Regions from separate parts of the Homo sapiens genome. Here regions 1 and 2 are each linked to region 3. Evidence: chromatin contacts called from ENCODE Hi-C data. All regions are on one chromosome and are shown on one strand. Each heading gives the region's core, a stretch centred on a gene start or an enhancer-like site at or near the end of the contact. The rest is flanking DNA. Distances are from core to core; before and after follow the strand shown. Region 1 has its middle 15 kb from the start of CCL1. Region 2 overlaps LOC107985038 (a long non-coding RNA gene). Region 3 overlaps MYO1D (myosin ID).

The links. Hi-C counts contacts between places; a loop is a spot of excess contacts on that map. Pooled maps may share reads with other maps.
Region 1: a map with no recorded cell type shows a loop between it and region 3 (5-fold over the local background). The contact joins two enhancer-like sites. A Hi-C loop is called at or near these places in 4 of 37 single-sample maps with no recorded cell type and 5 of 50 pooled maps.
Region 2: a loop to region 3 is called in a map with no recorded cell type, with 5 times the contacts of the local background. The contact joins two enhancer-like sites. A Hi-C loop is called at or near these places in 3 of 37 single-sample maps with no recorded cell type and 3 of 50 pooled maps.

Annotation. Positions count from the first base shown.
Region 1 is chr17:34,377,347-34,380,046 of GRCh38, reverse strand. No RefSeq gene overlaps it. Among named protein-coding and RNA genes, the nearest start is that of CCL1, 15 kb to the right of the region's middle. Within about 2 kb of position 1,251, at least 3 of the 41 ENCODE cell types and tissues checked have a DNase peak (open chromatin) inside an H3K27ac peak, as active enhancers do.
Region 2 is chr17:33,967,495-33,970,194 of GRCh38, reverse strand. All of the region lies in intron 1 of LOC107985038 (a long non-coding RNA gene), which reads left to right. It also overlaps a transcript of ASIC2 not described here. Among named protein-coding and RNA genes, the nearest start is that of LINC01989, 210 kb to the left of the region's middle. RefSeq lists enhancers at 1,902-1,951, 1,962-2,031, 2,052-2,121. Within about 2 kb of position 1,442, at least 2 of the 41 ENCODE cell types and tissues checked have a DNase peak (open chromatin) inside an H3K27ac peak, as active enhancers do.
Region 3 is chr17:32,527,633-32,530,332 of GRCh38, reverse strand. All of the region lies in intron 21 of MYO1D (myosin ID), which reads left to right. Among named protein-coding and RNA genes, the nearest start is that of CDK5R1, 42 kb to the right of the region's middle. Within about 2 kb of position 1,337, at least 2 of the 41 ENCODE cell types and tissues checked have a DNase peak (open chromatin) inside an H3K27ac peak, as active enhancers do.

The DNA.
Region 1 (2,700 bases), core at 2-2,501, 1.8 Mb before region 3:
GAATTTTGTGGTTTTCTGACATGTGTCTCCACTGTAGATATTACTACTACTCTGCAGTTGGAAACTTATCTTTTTCTAACTAATTAACTAAGTAAGGCCTGGAGAAAAATGAATTTACATGTTTCATTAATTACATAAGGGTCCATTTTACAGCCTTAATAGCCAGGCGGAGTAAGTGGACCAAATTATGGAGAATGGGTACATTTTGTAAAAATACTTAAAAGTACCATTGCGGAGAGAGTGACAGTTTCAAAAAGCTTGTTTTTAATGTTGACAAAAATCATGATCAGAATTTGCTTCCATTTACTATAATTCAGGGGTCAAAAACTGAAAAGCTGAAATACCTTCAGAGTCCCAGGAGGAGCTGACTATGACTAGAAAACGCATGGCATCTAAAGGGGACAGGCAGGGTGTTAATTTGCTCCAGGTGATAGGCAGCAAGCAGGAGTTACATTGTGTCATCTACTTTTCTAATTGATCAAGGAAGGCCGGAGATTTTATGAGATTTGATGTTTGAATTTTGAAGATTAAACGCTTTCAATAAAATATGTGCTCCAACAATATATGGTGGGCTGAGGCTTAGACTACTGGTTTGCATCTTCTAATGTAATTGAATTACTTTCGCCCCTTCCTAACTTATTTGAAGTTTGGTTTTAAGCAAATGCATTTGTGGTTTTGATGAACATCATATGGCCAATAACTTTTTAAAAGCATCTGTGAAACAATTCTAACTGGTTTGAATTTGGAAAAAAAAATCAAAAAAGGTGGCTTAATTTCACAGGTTTCTTTAAAGGGCATCTGCCAAGTAGAAGACTGGCAAGAAAAAATTGGTTCCTAAGGAAGAAGTACAGGTAGTAGGTTGCGTAGTTTGAGGACAGGGATTTTATCCACAAGGAGGTAATTATATGACCTGCTGCTACCTTTCTTAGGGCCTTCTGATTATATAGTAACCTGTTTCCTTGCTACTTTGCTTTGGTTCAAGCAGTTTCTTCTGCAGGTTTTCTCATAAATGAAAACACTGCAAGAATACCAAAGACAGCAATGTTTGTGTTAGTGATTTAAAACATCTGCATGGGGCCAACATCGATTACTGAAAGTCAACTAATGAGAATTAGAGACTTCTGAAGTATACCTGTTTGCTTACGGGTCTCACTTTGAGGTGGCTGGAAGGTTTCGAAAGAATAGTTTTTCTTGTTTTTTTTTTTTTCTGTTTCGTTTTTGCTCAAGTTCCTCTTTCTGAGATCTGGAGACTGTCCGCGGTTCCCTGCTCACTGTTGTCCCTGGAGTCTGCCTGAAAGAAAGCATTTTTTAAAACTGTTGAAATATTTTGCAGTTTTCTACACTGTATTTGTAAATATTTATCTTTTGCTAAGTTTCTGTTTCTTTATCTTCTGGACTTAAAATTTGCGGCAGTTCTTAGGGTAGCATTGCATGTTGTAGAAATTGATAATTGCATTGAGTTACTCATTATAGTATGTAACTCTGGGGTGGAGTTTGTTTAATGTGTACAGGGACTAGAAGGTCAATAAAAATGAAAATGGTTGTCTGGATAGTGGAGCTACTACAATTTGTTAAACCTATACATCTTTTCAATAAAAATATTAACATACTTTTTAAGGAGACAACTTAAAAACAAGTTACAAATGGGAGATTATGTTGCAATACACATACCAAAAGGATTAATATAAGAACATATCAAGAGCTCCTTCAAATCTGCAGGAGGCTCTATTCTCATTTAAAAGGGTTTAGAATGTATTTCTTCACACCGTTGACTTTGAGGTTGGCCATGTACCTCCCTTGAGCCAATAGACTGTTAGCAGATATGGGCCAGGCACGGTGGCTCAGGCCTGTAATCCCAGCACTTTGGGAGGCCGAGGCGGGCGGATCATGAGGTCAGGAGATCGAGACCATCCTGGCTAACACGGTGAAAACCTGTCTCTACTAAAAATACAAAAAATTAGCCGGGTGTTGTGGCGGGTGCCTGTAGTCCCAGTTACTCAGGAGGCTGAGGCAGGAGAATGGTGTGAACCCGGGAGGTGGAGCTTGCAGTGAGCTGAGATCGCGCCACTGCACTCCAGCCTGGGTGACACAGTGAGACTGTCTCAGAAAAAAAAAAAAGAATGTTAGCAGATATGACATGCCAGATCCCAGCAGAAGCTTTGAAAGCATTGCAAGTTTCTGATAATCCTCTTTCTCTTGGACCCTCTGCCAGTAGAATGTCCTGTCCTGAGCAAGAGCTGTTCCTTTAGCTGGACCCTGGAATTGGGAAGACTTGTGACAAAGACTGACATGACCCACAGCTTAATGAAGGGCTGCAGTTGGCCCGCAGACTTAAGAGCAAAAAAGAGAAATGTTTCTTGTTATCAGCCACAGATATTTTGGGGTTGCTTGTTGCTGCAGCAAAAGCTGGCCGATACAGAAATTAATACCTAGAAGAGAGAAATTGCTCTAACCAAAGGATAAGATGTACAGATTTGGCTTTGCAGCTGGGTGGCAGACAGCAGAGAAATTATTATAGGGGCTAGAGAAATGGCAACCTATGGAATGCTGTAGTGAAACATTTGGTAAAACTGTCACATATGATAACTCGGAGGGCAGAAAATAAACCTACTGAATTTATAGCTTTGGGAGAAGAGGTTTTGAGACAGAATTGGTTAGTGTGAGTTAGCTTTTACTAGCTACATTTCATGAGGTACTACA
Region 2 (2,700 bases), core at 193-2,692, 1.4 Mb before region 3:
GGTGCTACTGGCATCTAGTGGGTAGAGGCCAGGGACGCTGCTTAGCATCCTACAATCCACAGAGCAGCTCCCTACAACAAAGAATTAATGAGCCCAAAATGTCAATAGTTCAGAGACTGAGAAACACTGCTAGCCTCAGAACTGCCGAGGAAATAGGCACGTTGAGATAAACAAGACTTTGCATTGCTAGATCCTAATGGTACCGGCAGCTGTGTGGTGTAAGACAGCTTGGACCATGAGTGGGCCTTTCCTTTCCCTCTTCCCCCAGACCCCTAGCCCAGAGTGGAAAGTTACATATCGGAGGCCTAGCGAGGCAGGTGCTGTTGGTGCCTCACCTGTATCCCCTTGGCACTCACCATGGCAGTAGCTGCCGATGACATTCTACAACAAGCACCTGGGACTCTCCACTTCTCTGCCCCAGGGCTTTTTCTCAGCCCACAAGCAGGACAGAGCAGAAGTGCCCTGGAGTTCCTGCCCCCAGGAATGGCCCTCTGTCATTGATGATGGGAGCTGGAGAATAGGTACAGCTCCCGTCCCTCGGGTGAGACAACTCTGCAGCATGTTCACATTGTCGCCCAGAGACCCCAGTGGGACGGAGCCTCAATTGTCCACAATAGTAATGGGCTCATTAATGCACCCTGCATTGCTTCCTGCCTTCCCCTTTCTTGTTCCCCAGATCCTCTGCTGATGTCACTTGGGACCACCTTGCAGATAGACTACTTCATTCCTTGTGACTGAGCCTGCTTGTGAGACAGCCCAGCCCAAGAGAAGCAGCCATATCCTTGTGCCTGCAGGAACCAACATCGTCTGTGCTAGGTTATGTGTTTACTCATTTGCTTACATCCTCCATTCATTCATTCATTTTGTCAGCCCACAACATTTACTGAGCATTGGCTATGTACCAGAAATTGAGAATTTCATACTCATATAGAGAAGGGGAAACTGAGGCTCTGAGATAAACATACACTTCTTCAAAGTCCCCCAAGAAGCGAGGGACCAAAACTAGAATATAAAGTCAAATGCATCTTATGCCTAATCTTACTACTGGTTGTTTCTCAACGGGCCATGCTTGTAATTACCTGGAGAGTCTTATGCAAATACAGACGTCTGAACCCCACTCCAGAATCAATTACTGTCTTTAGCACTGGGCCCGGGCCTCTGTGTTTTTTTAAAACTCACTGCCATCCGCCCCACACACATTGTCTGACTCAGGATGCAGCAAGGGAGAGGAATGGAGGCTCTTCTGTAACTGGGGCTGAAACTAAAGGCTGACCACCCTTCACCACCTGTCACAAGCCCCCTGTCCCCTTGGGGAAGTTGGCATCCTGTGGGGCAGGCCAGCTCCCTGTTGTTGACTTGACATCTTTGCTGAGTCATCTTGCCAAATTCCACCTAGACAGGCTGTGCTGTGGTTTCACTGCTTGTTTGATGATTGGGGTTTCCTGTCCTGCCATATGGTGAGTCCCTGTAAGGCATGGCGGTAATGGGGCCGCACACTGGCAGATGGGCGCTTCCTGACCCAGAAGCCCAACGGAGCTGAAGCCCCCAACTTCACTCTCACCTCTACCTGCTCCCTGGAAGGGTCAGAGATTGAGGTATTTCAGGCTAAATATAGAGGCAGGCCATTAAGAAACAGCATCTCCTCCCCTCTCCCCAATCTCTCTGGGCTTTCCATGTGATGGTTTAATTGCTCCTGCAATCTGTTCCGTTTCTCCCTTGCAGTGCGGGAAAAGCAGCAGCCACAGCCCATGGTGAGAAGCTGCTTTCAGAGATGGGAACAGCTTTTAAGAGGAAGAAGGAAGCTTCAGGTCTCAGAACACAGTTGCAGGCGGGCTTTATTTTTAGAGGTCTCCGCAGAGATTCTGCCCCCTGTTCAGGTCTCGCCAGACACCAGGCCTGGCTTTGGAATTGGGGGTTGGGGGGCAGGCACCGTTTTATTTGGATCAGTGTAGCAGGAAGGGCACTGGGCTTGAAGTCAGGCAAACTTGTGAGAAAGTCATTTAACCTCAAGGACAGGAAATGCCACTCGCTCTGGCAACATGGGGATGTGGAGGAAGGGAGGGAGCACAGTAGATGGCACACAGTAAGCCCAGAGTGTGGGTCTGCCACCCTTGGCACAATACGGGTATTGACAAGAGTCTTGGGCTCATTAGTTGTGTGGCCTTGGTTTTCACATCTGTAAAATGGGGGTAATAATAGCAGCTGCTTCCAGGACTGGCTACATAGTTTGCAGGGCCCTGAACAGAATGACAATGTGAGGCCCCGAGTTGAAAAAGCTTTAACAATTTCCACACAGTGAGAGCAGAGCATTAAACCAGGCATGGGAGCACAGCCTTCTGAGCACAGGGCCCTGTGCAACTACACATCTTGTCACATCTTGTCTACTCACAGGGGTGTGGTGAGGAATTAATGAGACACTGCATGTCAAGTGCTTCTGACACTGGCAGCCTTTATTACTACTACTAATTGAGCATCAGATATACTGTCGAGAGCAGTGTTACCCATTTTGCTATGGCGTATATTAGAGGGAGAAATAGATTAAGATGGAATTTCATGGTGTCTCCAATGGCAAGCTATAGTTAGGACTTTATAAGGTAACAGTGGGGTGTAACTGAAGACTTTTGAGCCACCTTCAAAGTTGTGTTTAAGAATTCGAATCAGGCCAGGCGTGATGGCTTATACCTGTAATCCTGGCACTTT
Region 3 (2,700 bases), core at 88-2,587:
GTTTTAAAGGGCTTTCACGTACATTATCTCATTTAATTCTCAAAATCTTCTAAGCCATTTTTAAATGTATTAAGCCTATTTTATAGATGGACAAAAAGGCTTAGAGAGGTTCTGTGATTTTCCCAAGACCACAGACAGAGTGTAATGGAGCGGCTCGATGAACACAGATCGGGCTCCTTGCCTGTCCTTGGTGTCACATGCCTTAGATAACTGTCACCTATGTTTTTTAATTTATATTTGTCTCATTGTCCCTGGAGAACTGAGACTCTGCCATCTACTTTTACCACAGAGCTCCACGAAACCTCCTCTAGTGCTGTATACCTTGTGAATGCTGAATAGGTGATGCAGACTGGTAATGAACCAAGGAGTTTAAAACGCTATTGTTCAAGTGGAGATACAGCTGGGAGCCTTTGAGGTTGTGGAGCCCAGGTACAGTGGGAAGACTGCCTGGCTCCCCGTGTTTGTTTACGCGTTGGGAGTCAGCACGGGGCCTCCCCCACGGTGAGGAGCGCTGTCCCTGGAGAGCCTCTTGGAAGGCAGCCATGATCGTGGAGAGGAGTGTTCATGTCTCATCCGGGAAATCTCTCACCGCCTGTGCCCCTTCCCTGTCTTCTCTCAGACAGCCCATAGAAACACATTAGCATCCTGGGCCTGATGCCATTCCTTAAGCAAAAGGCACCTGCCCACCCACATATGTCCATGTGAGTCTCACCCACCTGAAAGCAGCACCCCCTGAGCCCATCCTGGCCACATCCACAAAGCACACCCAGCAGCTCATTGCCCCTGCATTAGAGACACACACACACACGATTATAGAGTTTACCCCTGTGGAAAGTGTTTTCAGATGAAACAGAAAAGGGTCTAGCATCCCTTACTCTGTATTCTTCTTAAGGGAGAAACTTACAACTGCAAAACAGGTCCTGCCCTCCCCACCCGCCCCTTTTCTGGTGGGTTTCTTCCCTCCTCTCTGTCCAGGCAGCTCACGTCTCTGGAGGGACACCTCACCTGCTTCCTGCTATAGCCTCTGCTATGTTCTGTGATGCCTTCTGAGACCCTGCCAGACTACCTGGGGCAGCTTGTCTCATGATCCTCCTGCTCAATTCACAGCTCCCTGTTGAAGTACAAGCTAGTTAACAACAGACACAGATTCAGATCCAAGTGAGGGGTGGGTTGGGCTGTGTGTGTGTGTGCACGCGCACATGCAGAATTTTGATACTGCTCCTGCACATTGCATGTAATGATGTGCAACACTTGTTCTTCTCACTTAGGAGTCCCACCATCTAATGCCTACAGGAAGTAAACCAGAAGTCTCATCCGAGGACACCATCTACCGATCTATGTCAGTTTCCTATTGCCGCTGTAACAAATTACCACAGATTTGGTGGCTTTAAACCACAGACATGTTTTTTTCTCACAGTTATTAAGGCCAGCAGTCCACATTCATTTCACTGGGCCAGAACGAGGGCGTTGGGCAGGGCCTGTTCCCTCTGGAGGCTCTCAGGGAGAATCCACTCCTCCACCCCTCCGGCCTCTGGGAGCTGCCGGCACTCCTTGGTTTGTGACTGCTTCACCCTGATCTGTGCCTCCAGGATCACACTGCCTCCTCCTCCTCCTCCTGTCTGTGTCAGATCTCCCTCTGCCTCTCTTTTAAAAGAATACTTGTGATTGTATCTAGGGTCCACCTGGATAATCCAGGATAATCTCCCCATCTCAGCAGCCTTACATAATCCCATCTGCAGGCCTTTTTGCCACGTACGGTAACATTCACAGGTTCCAGGGATTAGGATGTGGATATTTGGGGGTGGGAGGGCATATTCAGCATCACACACTACCCTTCCCAGTAATTCCCCCGACACACATACACACACACACACATACGCACACACACATATACACACCCCTAAGTTCTACTCAAGAGCTGGCTCTGCTTCTTTCAACTTCCCAGTTCTGAGGAGCCAGCTTCCCAGCTCTGCCATGCACTTCCTACCCATCTCACCCTCTCCCACCTGCAAAGCAGTAATTCCTCAGTGCCTTGCTACCAGCTCTCCAAAGGGCAGAGGAGGCTAGACATCGCCTCTGATCAAGGTACTGGATACCTTCTTCCCCAAAACCACTGGCCCAGTGGGGCAGAAGAGGGCAAGCCTTAAGTGGGGTAGAACCCAAATGGGCCAATTTTACCACCATAAGAATCAAGTCAGCCGGGCGCAGTGGCTCACGCCTGTAATCCCAGCACTTTGGGAGGCTGAGGTATGTGGATCACAAGGTCAGGAGTTCGAGACCAGCCTGGCCAACATGGTGAAACCCTGTCTGTAAGAAAAATACAAAAATTAGCCAGGCCTGGTGGCGGGCGCCTGTAATTCCAGCTACTCAGGAGGCTGAGGCAGGAGAATTGCTTGAACCCGAGAGGCAGAGATTGCAATGAGCCAAGATCGTGCCACTGCAGTCTAGCCTGGGCGACAGAGCAAGACTCTGCCTCAAAAAAAAAAAAAAAAAAGTTGTTTTGCTTTTATGTAGCTTTTATTGTTTTGTTTTATTTTTATAGAGTCTCTCTTTGTTGCCCAGGCTGGAATGCAGTAGCACAGTCACAGCTCACTACAGACTTGATCTCCTGGGCTTAAGCAGTCCTCCCACCTCAGCCTCCTGAGTAGCTGGGACTACAGGCACATACCACCATACCCAGCTATTTTTTTTATCTTATTT